Regions from separate parts of the Homo sapiens genome. Here region 1 is linked to region 2. Evidence: read pairs that join two places in POLR2A ChIA-PET (ENCODE). Cell type or tissue: OCI-LY7. All regions are shown on one strand. Links, peaks and the distances in the headings refer to the core of each region. The heading gives the core; the rest is flanking DNA. Region 1 holds the start of KCNK10 (potassium two pore domain channel subfamily K member 10). Region 2 overlaps KCNK10 (potassium two pore domain channel subfamily K member 10).

The links. ChIA-PET counts read pairs that join two places held together with the same protein. Peaks named below come from ENCODE experiments on the same cell type or tissue, not always from the same donor. Only the 100,000 strongest peaks of a DNase experiment are listed, where the experiment ranks them.
Region 1: POLR2A ChIA-PET joins it to region 2 with 7 read pairs; 2 of 35 experiments call an interaction of 5 or more read pairs at or near these places.

The regions. Positions count from the first base shown.
Region 1 is chr14:88,321,053-88,326,423 of GRCh38, reverse strand. It overlaps KCNK10 (potassium two pore domain channel subfamily K member 10), which reads left to right and starts at 3,155. Exons shown (of 7, transcript NM_138317.3): 1 at 3,155-3,677. The coding sequence starts at 3,626. RefSeq lists enhancers at 1-212, 2,518-2,577, 3,150-3,809 and a silencer at 2,628-2,867. In OCI-LY7, for the core only: no CTCF peak of the experiment used is centred there; DNase peaks (open chromatin) are centred at 2,153 and 2,713; H3K4me3 peaks cover 1,828 bases.
Region 2 is chr14:88,224,394-88,229,764 of GRCh38, reverse strand. KCNK10 (potassium two pore domain channel subfamily K member 10) reads left to right here. Exons shown (of 7, transcript NM_138317.3): 4 at 2,230-2,390. Among named protein-coding and RNA genes, the nearest start is that of KCNK10-AS1, 66 kb to the right of the region's middle. In OCI-LY7, for the core only: no CTCF peak of the experiment used is centred there; no DNase peak of the experiment used is centred there.

The DNA of each region.
Region 1 (5,371 bases), core at 270-5,269, 97 kb before region 2:
CTTGGGTAAGTGAAGTCCAGCTTGTAAATAACCAAAGGGTAGAACCGAAGGGGATGGAGGGGGATTGCAGTAGCCCAAAGGGCTAAGTTTTCTTGGGAGGGAGGTCTCCCTCCATCCCCACTCCATGCAGTCCACTCCAAATACGCAGTTGAGGAGGAGTTGTGTTTGATTTCAGACACGTTTTGGGAAACGGTACTGGGATTTATTTACCTAATTTTGGTGGATTTTTTTTTGGGGGGGGGCGGGTAACTTGCTTTTGTCTACATTCTGAGAAAGGAGAATGAAAGTGGAGGTGAGAGAAAGCTCCAGAGGTTGGAGGTGGGGAAAAGAAAGGAGGGGGCGGCATCCAGTGATTAAGCAGAGAGATCATCCCAAGGGCCAATGACTAGTGCAAGTCTTCAAGGCAGACCAGGAGCACTAGACACTGATCCTGCTCCCTGCCCTAATAGAGTCTACCCCCACCTCCCCATCCCCAACCCTCCCCTTATAACCATCCTGCTGTTGCCATTCTGGGGAAGGTCATCACTACTCAGGGCCCCAAATAACTTTTAATGGGGACCTGCAACCTGTCTTGTACACAAGTGATGCTCAATAAATGTTTGTTGATTGGCCGAATGATGTTGCATCCTAAGGGTGCAGTTCCTGCCACAGGAATTTGCCTTGGACAGTGAACTAATTCCCCAATGCAGACCCCAGAACACAACCATAGGTCAGTTCATTTTGCAAAGGAGGAGGGCCTGGAGGCTTGGAAAATATCGTATTTAGACCTTCATTACCCAAACGAACCCATGGGACAGGTTCAGGGTCAGATTCATGGGTCCCGGGACTGGATGAGCTCACAAGGTTCTGGCATGGAGAGCATGGACCTTTGTGTCAACAAACTTGGGTTTGAATCCTCATATCGTGACCTTGGGAATGTTTCTTTATCTCTCTGAGCCTTGATCTTCTCATCTGTAAAAGGAGGCCAGTTACAGCTTCTGCAAAATGATCTAACAAAGATGAATGGAGAGGAAATATGAGATGGTGAGGGGGAATTCAGTAAATGTCAATCTTGCCTCCCCGTGCTCTGAGGACTCAGGAGAGGGTGTCTTTCTCTGCTGAAGCCCCTCTCTGACTCTGATGCATGTAAAAAACATTGTATTGCAGTGACTGTGCTAGAGTCCAGCTGTCCGTGAACAGTTAAAGAGAAGAGCGCAGAGGGAGGTTCGAAAGCCTTTCTTAGAAGCATCTCCCTCTGGACTTGAGAACAGAATTTACATACACACTGGTGTCTCGGGGCATGGCTGGGAGAAGCAGAGATTCCTTGTTTGTTTGATTTCTATGTCTTAGCCATCCTCCCAGTCCTAGTAGAGAGAGGCAAAGTGTGGTTACAGAGTCCAGGGAAGATGGTTCTGAAGCACCCGGGAACCTGCCTAAAGGGCTGAAGAGTCAGAGTAGCACCATCAGATTGGTACCAGTTTTGCCTGAACGGGGTTTGCAGAGAATTCAGGGCTCCAGCCTGGGGTGCCTGTGACAGCCCAGTGACAAAGCACTCACCTTTCCCACAGACCACAGCGGACCTCTGTAGGTCTTGCTCTTGGACTCAGAAACCTTGATGTGATAGTGACGGATGGATGGTGAGAAAGATGCTGCTGACATAGGGCTCCCCAGAAGCCTCAAGGTGCCGTAGAGTAGCATGCAACTTAGAGATCAGCTGCTAGTGTGGGATTTTAGGACCCCAGCTGGCAGGCATAGGAATGAGCTGGGCAATTTCTATGCGTAAGTAAAGGCAACAACAATCTAACAGGACCTTATGGCACTAGATAGTAAGCCCCATGAAGGCAAGATCTCTGTCTTGTTCTCTGCCATATGGCCAGCACATAGCACAGTGATGGCACTTGGAAGGGGTTCAATATATATGTTGAATGAACAACAAATTTTAGTAACCTTATCTGGAAGCCAGAGTAGGGGTTTAAACTACTTCCTATCCAACACTGCAGCATGCAATTCATGTCTTCATTTAGCAAGTATTTCTTGAGCACCTACTACGTGTAAGGCTCCGTTGCGAGGCATCCGAAGCAATTTGTCAGCATCATTCATGTTGATACTCGGAGTGACCCGTTCAAGAGCACCTCAGCACCACCTGGCTTTTCTGAAGACTGAGGCCCCACCACAAACCCCTGTGGGGCTTCAAGCAGGGGCAGTGAGAGGGCGTTAGACGAATGCTCCAGGTTTAGCCCCTTTCCGGGAACAGGTCTGGGTCCCTTCGCATCTGCCCTGCTGGTCCCAGGATCCCGGGGCCGCCGCTTCCGGGAGCTGCCGGGTCTTGGCAACTCCGCTTTCCTCCGGGGGCCCCCGTGCCTCTCTCAAGCCTCCTTTCCAGCCAACGACCAGCGGCCCCAGTCCGGCTGCAGGTAGCTGGGGAAGGGACCAAGCTGTGCCTTGGGAGCGAGCTTCCCCGGGCGGGGAGAGCGCAGCAGATGCGGAGCGGTCCCAGAACAAAAGGCTCATGGCTGGCACGGGCCTCCTTGGAGTGCGGCGGGGACGTGGGTTCGGGACTCAGGCGAGAGAGCCAGACGCGGGAGGAAAAAAAATGAAGTGAGAAAAGAGAAGGAGGGAGAGCTCAGGGTGAGAGCGGTGAGAAGAGGTGACCCGGAGGCCGAGGTCTGCGGCGGAGCCGCAGCGGCCCTTCCTCCGCCTCCTGCAGCGCCTTCCAGGCAACCAAGCGTGTCTCCGGCTGCAACTCCAGCAAGCGCGCCGCTGCCGCCTCCACGCCCGCCCGCCGGCCGGCCGAGCCAGTAAGTAGCGGCGCGCCCACCGCTCGTTCCCCGCCCCTCCGCGGCTTCCCCGCCACCGCCCACCGCCTCCCGCCGCCCCGCGGGCAAGTCCGCGACCGCCTCCCGCTGCCCCGAGCCGGGTGCCGGGGGCTCAGCGCGCCTTCCCAGCTGGGAGCCTCGGTCCGCTGCTCGCCCTGCTCCCTCTTGCCGGGGCGCGGCGTCTGGGGCGCGCCGCGGGGAGGGTCGCCCTCGCCGCGCGCTGCCCGGGCGCCGCGCCACCCCTACATCCAATGGCTTTCGGGGAGCGGGAAGTGGGGGGCGTCGCCGGGGGCGAGGAGCCGCGGCCGGGGTGGGGCGTGTGCGCTCAGCGCGGCCGAGCGAGGCTGACGTGCCCGCCCAAGCGCGCGCCCGGGAGTGTGTGTGCGGGTGTGTGTGTGCGGGAGTGTGTGCGCACACGCCTTCGGGGGCTGGAGTGACACTGCAGTGGGCTTCTCCGTAGCCCCAGCCTTCAGGCTGCGCAGCCCCTAACCTGCCGGCACCGCTTTTGGGAAGCAGCTTGGCTCTTCCATCTCCCCAAGCCTTCCTCTCCATCCTTTCATCCACCCCTCGCCGATCTTACTTTTTCTTTTACCCACGGGGCCGCGGCCGGCCACCCCCTGGCCGGTGCAAACACCCAAGCCCTCTCCAGTTCTCCCCCAAGCTAATATTTTCCCACCTGTCTTTTTCTGGGGTTCCTCCACGAGCCAGTCCAAGGCTCCCCCATCCTCGGAAATTGTTTTGTTGGACTGCTAAACCGAGGCGTGTAAAGCTTGAGGACTTTATTATTATTTGGGTTCTTTTCATTTCTTCCCCTTCTGGGCAACGAAGCAATGAAATTTCCAATCGAGACGCCAAGAAAACAGGTGAACTGGGATCCTAAAGGTGGGTGTTTCCTACTTTTGGCTGCCCTCGCCCTGCCTCTGTCTCCGGCGTGTGCGCGCTTCCTTGAGTGGAAGCACTCTTGCTTCTGGCAGCGTGTGTCCTGAGGCTGGGAAATGCGCCTGGGAACTGCAGCGCGGGTGGGAGGAGGGCGGAGGCAGCGTGGGTTCCGAACCCAGATAGTGCCTGTCATTACCACATAATCATTGTCCCTCCTAGATTGTCTCCAGATCTATTTAGATAGACCAAGCCGACTGTTTGGTTTGAAATTGCAAGTGTCGGTATTTGCTTTTGACTTTGAGTGTGCGAGTGTGTGTGTGTGTGTGTGTGTGTGTGTGTGTCCTTTGTTTCTGGTGATCTTTGTCTCTCTGGCAGATGGGTGGGGTGCTTCCCCCTGGACCTGGAGCTGCGCCGCATGCCCGGGTGTCCTCAGTGGGAAAGGTTTCCTGGCAGCAAGTGGGGCTCGAGTTGCAGCAGCCGTCCCTAGGGGTGGGCCGTTCTCGCAGGGCATGCAGAATAATGGAGCCCACAGGGCCTCCTGAGTCTTCGTTCAATCTTATTACCAAACCTAGCAGCTAGTTAGGCTCAGGTCAGAGTAGAAGCAGGAGGAGGGGTGGTTTGTGAGAAGGGTGGGGCTGGCAAGGCATAGGGGAGGGGCACGAAGTGTGCCCGCCCAAGCAATGGTGTGGTTTGCATGCTTTTACGAATGTTGGACCAGGTTTCATCCACGCAAAAGGGAGGGATTAAGACGGATTTGTGTGTGCCTAGCGTCGGCCACCGTGTCTGTAATTAGCATACAGATGTTAAGGCTCCAAGGGAGTGATCAGTATGAGAGCAGAACAAGTTGGAACCGCGTGTCCAGTTGTGACAAGAATGCTCTTTAGCATTTCTTGTAGCTCATCTGACGACTGTGTCAGGCTAGGCAACGCCTCTGTGTGTATTGGAATTGAAATTTGTTTATTTGGGGTGCGTGTGTGTTTAATGTTCTTTATGAGCGCATTTCTTCTTTTTCTCCAGACTGGAAAGAAGAAACCATCTTATTTGTTGAGTAAATGTCTTAGGAATTGACTGGCTATTGAAGAGTGAGTGAAGAGATACTGCCTTTTTAAAACACTGAGGCTGTTACATCTTAAATACAGCCCAAACCTTCTATTTTGTCTCTACTTGAAATCTCTGGAAATATGGAGGTGTGCCTTTGCTTTTTTGGGGGGAGAATCCCTGAAAAGCATATTTGTTAAATACCTATTACATGCTAAACACTGTCCTAAGCTCTGGAGATACAGTCAGAACAGGAAAGATAAAAGCTCTGACTTGGAGTTTACAGTGAGGGAGACAGACCTAAATCAATTCCATGGAGGAATGCATAATTCAAAGTTTATGTATGCTCCAGGGAGAGCATCAGAGGTTTAAGAAAGTGTCTGATAGAAGAGATTGACAAGGACCAGAGAAGGCTTCCCTGAGGACATGACACTTGGACTTAGGCCTGGAGGATGTATAGGAGTTAATTGTCTAAGGAGGAGGGGAATTGTTGCAGAAGAGGGAACAGCAAGTGCAAAGGGCCTGAGGCAGAAGAGGTATGTGTATATGATGAACTGAAAGGAGGTTCCCATGGCTATGGCAGAGTGAGTGAAGAGGTATTGCCTTTTTTAAACACCCAGGCTGTTATACTGTAAATACAGCACAAACCTTTCATTTTG
Region 2 (5,371 bases), core at 259-5,258:
GAGGGTCAAACAGTCTCTCCTTATAGTTCACCAAAGGCATGGAGCACAAATACACTCACACACACGCCCATGCATGAGATACAGCATCACTCAAGAATGATGACTTTCTGTCCACTGGGCAGTGTGTCACCAAAGAAAGATGGCTGTGAATATATTTAAAGGCTTGTTTGAGTATTGCATCACTCATGCTCTTACCCAAGAACTTAGCTTTAATATTATTTTTGTGTTCTAGTCAACAAAACACTGAACAAATAAGGAACCAATTGTGATAATAATAATAATAATAATACTTTGCATTGGTACAGTACTTTACAGTCCATTGATTTTTTTCTCCCTGCATTTTCCTTGAGTACCTCTGACACTAGGATTTGCAGATGTTAAGTGGGTCTAAGGAGAACCAGGTAGTGTGAGGTGGAATTTGATCCAGATCTTTCATCTCCTCACTTCTCCCTGATGCTCCGTGGTAAGCCACAGTGCCTTACCCAGGAGGTGGGTGGGGGTGGTCATCTCTGAAAGCTGGAGGAAGGGGGTGTAGCACTTGTCAGGATTAATGAGATGCCTGTTCATCCAGTTCCAAGCCTCCACTTGTTTGCCTATGTCTGCAATATATTTCTTTCTGAGACACTTGGACAACCTATATTCCCCAAAGTTAGGCTATTGTGAGACAGTCAAGCTGGGGTCTTCAGTGTTTTCACAAGTTACTTGAATGTTTCCAAGAGTCACCATAAACCTGCATAAAGTGAAACTGTAGAGGCTCATTTATTTCTTTTTCAATAGGGCTAGCTTAATGTCAGCTTGACCATTCTAGAGGGGTATTCTTGGAAAAATGATTTTGTCCAAGTTCCTGAAAGTACCTGAAAAAAGTTCTGAGAGCTTTTTTGCATATTTAAATCAAAATCCTGGTGAGTAAAGGAAATACAAGATGAGGAAGCCTAGCCTGAACACTCATTTTAGAAATGGAAGCTGTAATTTAGATTATTATAAGAGGTTTGAATGATTCAGAACAGAAGATTGCAAAAGAAAGTATCCAGGTGACTCATTCCCGAAGGCAGAAGGCAACCGTGAGTTCTGCAGGCCTGTGGGTGGCTGAATGATGGACTAACCATCAACGTTTTTTTATCATGTTGCATTCCCAACCTGTCAATAACCATGGACCCAATAACTCACTCATTGAATGGATTCAGAAACAGGCCCCACATGATTTACCCAGATTTGGGAGAATGGTTAGATTACTGTCTAGATACTTTTTAACATAAGATTGTAATATCAATTGGCACAAAAATGAATATTAATTAATTTAGACTTTCATCTCCATATAAAGTGTGCTAATGCTATAGGACTTTTTCTTCCAGCAATACTTTCTTTAGCCTCATCCATATAGGGTAAGCCCAGTACTCATTGTACATAAGTTACTTATGTAATGGCAGTACTCTTAAGATTGCTGCGGGTATTTTCAAAGCACTATTTGAAATACATATTAGTAGACCTGACTATAAAAAGATTCTCTTGTATTCAAACATCCATCAATAAACTTTTAGCATCTTATTACCCTCAATGCAAGAGGTAGTTGGGCGGAGAGGTAGGACTCAGAGATGATGTGGAGTTCCCAGTAAAGAGAAAAAAACCAGATGGGGCGAAACTTCACTGGCGGTGGGGAGAGACAGCACAAAGCCTTCCCTTCCCTATTCTTTCCTGTTTTTAGACTTCCCAGGGTAAGGCTGTACAATTCATGAGTCCTTTCTAACCTTGTACTAGACCACATTTCCTCTTTAATATGGGGTACCCATTACCCTTCAAGACAGCCACAGTCGGTCCAGGTGGAGCCCATGGGTAAGACTGTGAAAAAGAAGCTCTTGTCAAATCTAATAAGTGCAGTGGTGATTCCTTCCCACGCATTCAGGTCTCGCTAAACTAGACATGCCCATGATGCTTGGTGTTTCAGAAAAAGGTGGTATCACTTTTTGTCAGAAATGAAAATGAAAGTTCTGAGTGACCATGAATTTCCTAAAATGTGTTAATATCCAAGAAACCTTAAAACCGTTTATAAGGGGAGAAGGAAGAGAAGCAATGGAACAATGTTGCGAATTGTAGAGGGCCTTTGAAATGAAGTTCTACTCCCTGAAGCTCATAAGGTGGGGGAATGTACAAACTTTTAAAAAAGTCTGTGAGTTCTTTGGTCAGTATGCTAATTTCTCTGCCACTCTCCCTCTTTTTCATATTTCTCACCAGGGTATGGGAATATTGCTCCGAGCACTGAAGGAGGCAAAATCTTTTGTATTTTATATGCCATCTTTGGAATTCCACTCTTTGGTTTCTTATTGGCTGGAATTGGAGACCAACTTGGAACCATCTTTGGGAAAAGCATTGCAAGAGTGGAGAAGGTCTTTCGAGTGAGTACTGTGTCATATTTAAATTCTAACCACTGTGATCCAGTTGGCTTTAGCCTGACAGGATCCAGGAGGCAGTATCAGGGGCATTGTCTGCTTTTAATGGAATAATTTTAATGTTATGATTGTATTTTCTGTTTTGGCCAATGGAAGTCAAACATCTTGCACCTAAACTCCCTTCTTTGAGTAGCTTCCTATTTTAGAGTGATATTTCTGCAATCACAACACAAGAGGGTTAAGTATGGATTTGCCAACACAGATTTTTTGAAGAGGTGAGACAAGTTCAGTTTCTCCTTCAAGATGGAAGATGGGGTTCCTCATTGTGTTTGTAATGATGTAGAAAACTGTAAATCCATCCATTTTGTTGTTGGAACTCCCTTACTCCGTTTTATTTTCAAGCACAGTGTCTTTAGGCTAATCCTGCTTCTTCCAGAAGCCTGACTTCTCCAGACACTGCTCTGTGCTTTGCACCTGTCTCCTAATGGTCTCTCTCTCTCCCATCTCTCACTGCTGAGTGCTCCCTCAGAAATGGCATCCTGATGTACTACTTCCTACTGAACTGTTGATGATTGCTATTGCCTTAGTGGGTTTTTTCCTTTCTGGAATATTTATCTTTAAACAAGAGACAACTATCTCAACTCAAGGAATTTATTTACTAAAATTAAAATTAATTAATAAATTATTCCTGGCATTAGTTGCAGGCATGAGTGGCTGAGTGATTAAACCGGGGTTCCCAATGCCCTTTAACTCGCACTCATTTGTATGCTTTCACAGAACACCTGTTTTGCTCAGATGTAAGGTCACTTCTGCCCTCTTACTCACCGCTGACCTAATTCTCAAGTCTTTCAAACCTTCCTCAGGGAATGCTTTCTTATGATGACTTAATATTTACAAATGACATTCTGAGGTCTTTTCCAGGATCTAGGAATGGTGGCCAAAGGCAGATCAGCTGGAAGCTCTAAAGCTGTGCTTTTTTCCCCCTCTAAGAACTCTTAAACTTTGAGTTCAAGGCTGTCTCTGCAATAATGGCTCATACTTCTCTTTAGAAGAATGCAAGGGAGCTTTCAGATGAGCAGTTTCAGAGGCTTTTTAAAAAGAGTAGAATGGGAGGAACGAGGCACCATAGCTGGGTGAGCCATTTTATAATCTCACTGATCCTGGGTCAGCTGCCTCAGTTTACTCATCCACAAAAGGGGATAGAATTTGAATCTACTTTGTCAGGTTTTGGTGATGATTAAATGAAATGATGTGTGGAAAAGAGCTTGTCATATAGGGCAGACATATAGAGCCCAGGGCTTCTGTGTTTCTCTCCAAGAGAAGCCCTCATGGGCAGGCTAGCCACTCATCCGGGTTTCATCTGAGGAGCTCTGTGGTGTGTGAGTTTTACTGGAATGTCCCACAGCCTTTGCTCCTTCATGCTGGCTGGCCGGTGGCCTCATTAGACCGTGCACCTGGGCTCCCCAGTAGTCTCCATGGAAACCATCAGTGCTCAGCTTCCCTGCTTTTCAGATGTTTAGTTCTTCCTAAACCAGACATAGCAGCCCTGTCTCCAAGAACTCTTTTGAACTTCTTGGAAGCACCCTTTTAGCTGCTGCCTCATGGCCCTCTGACTTAGAGAAAAAAGAATCTGGTAGTTTGAACACTCAGAACAGGATTCAATTGGGGAAATGACTGATCTGGCATTTTTATTTTTATGTAGCTTCTTTAGAGCTCAGTTTCCTTATTTGTAGAAGAAAGGATTGGACTAAAAGTTTTTGAAATCCTCCTTAGCAGAAAAAATTCTAGTTACTATATTTGAAGTGATGGAAGAGGTTGCAATCATCTGGACATCTGCTACTAAATTTAGGGACTTAGTCTCCCCTAATGAATTTCCGACTACAAATAGAGTATATGGTTCTCCTTCCCCTTGAAGCTGCGTCTCAAATGGACCATCAACAGATTCTGATACAGAGCCTTAGAAACCTCACATTTCATCTTTATGCTGATTGTCCACTCAGCTCCTTGCAGCACCATCAAAGATCAAGATTCTTTTAGGAAGGCGAGACAGTTGCATATTATTGAATTGGCAGTGCACAATGAATGCATTTGCTGAGTATTGGAGGGTGCTATTGGAAAGGGTGACCGAATTCCAGGGGGAATGTAAGCACACTTCCTAAATATACGAACAACTGATCCTGCAGCAGTTTGCTTGCTGCATGTAAAGTTTTGGTAGAAAATCTCAGTTTTCTGCCATTGATTTAAACTACATTTAAAAGTCCAATTACGTTTAGGTGGTTATTTGAGAAATGAAAATTGTATAAGCTAACAAAGCTTGGGGTTGTGAATTTTTAGTTCTCATGGGGGAAGGTTTATGTATTTCTTCTGCTCAATGAGTGTTAAGCCCTTCTCTTGATCTGTTATGTTTTCTCTCAGCTCTTGGGAAGAGAGGATTTACGGTGGAGTAAAAATAAAATCTAAAGTTGGCTTTCTGCCGGGCATGGTGGCTCACACCTGTAATCCTAGCAGTTTGGGAGGCTGAGGTGGGTGGATCACCTGAGGTCAGAAGTTCAAGACCATCCTGGCCAAGATGGTGAAACCCTGTCAGTACTAAAAATACAAAAATTTGCAGGGCACGGTGGTGCATGCCTGTAATCCCAGCTACTTGGGAGGCGGAGGCATTAGAATTGCTTGAACCCAGGAGGTGGAGGTTGCAGTGAGTTGAGATCGTGCCACTGCACTCCAACCTGGGTGACAGGGTGAGCCCCTGTATTAATCAATCAATCAATAAATAAAGTAAATATAAAGTTGGTCTTCAAGATGCCTGAATCCTGAGGTGACCCTGTTTTGGGTCCTTCCAACACATCCCAGGTCTGATCCTCATTTTAAAGAATTGCTGAGGGATATTGGATTACTTAGAAATGCTTTTGGTTGCAGAATAATAAAATGCCTGACTATTGGAGTTTTTATGACATGAATAAATAAGAATTCTTCTCCTCTGGAGTTCA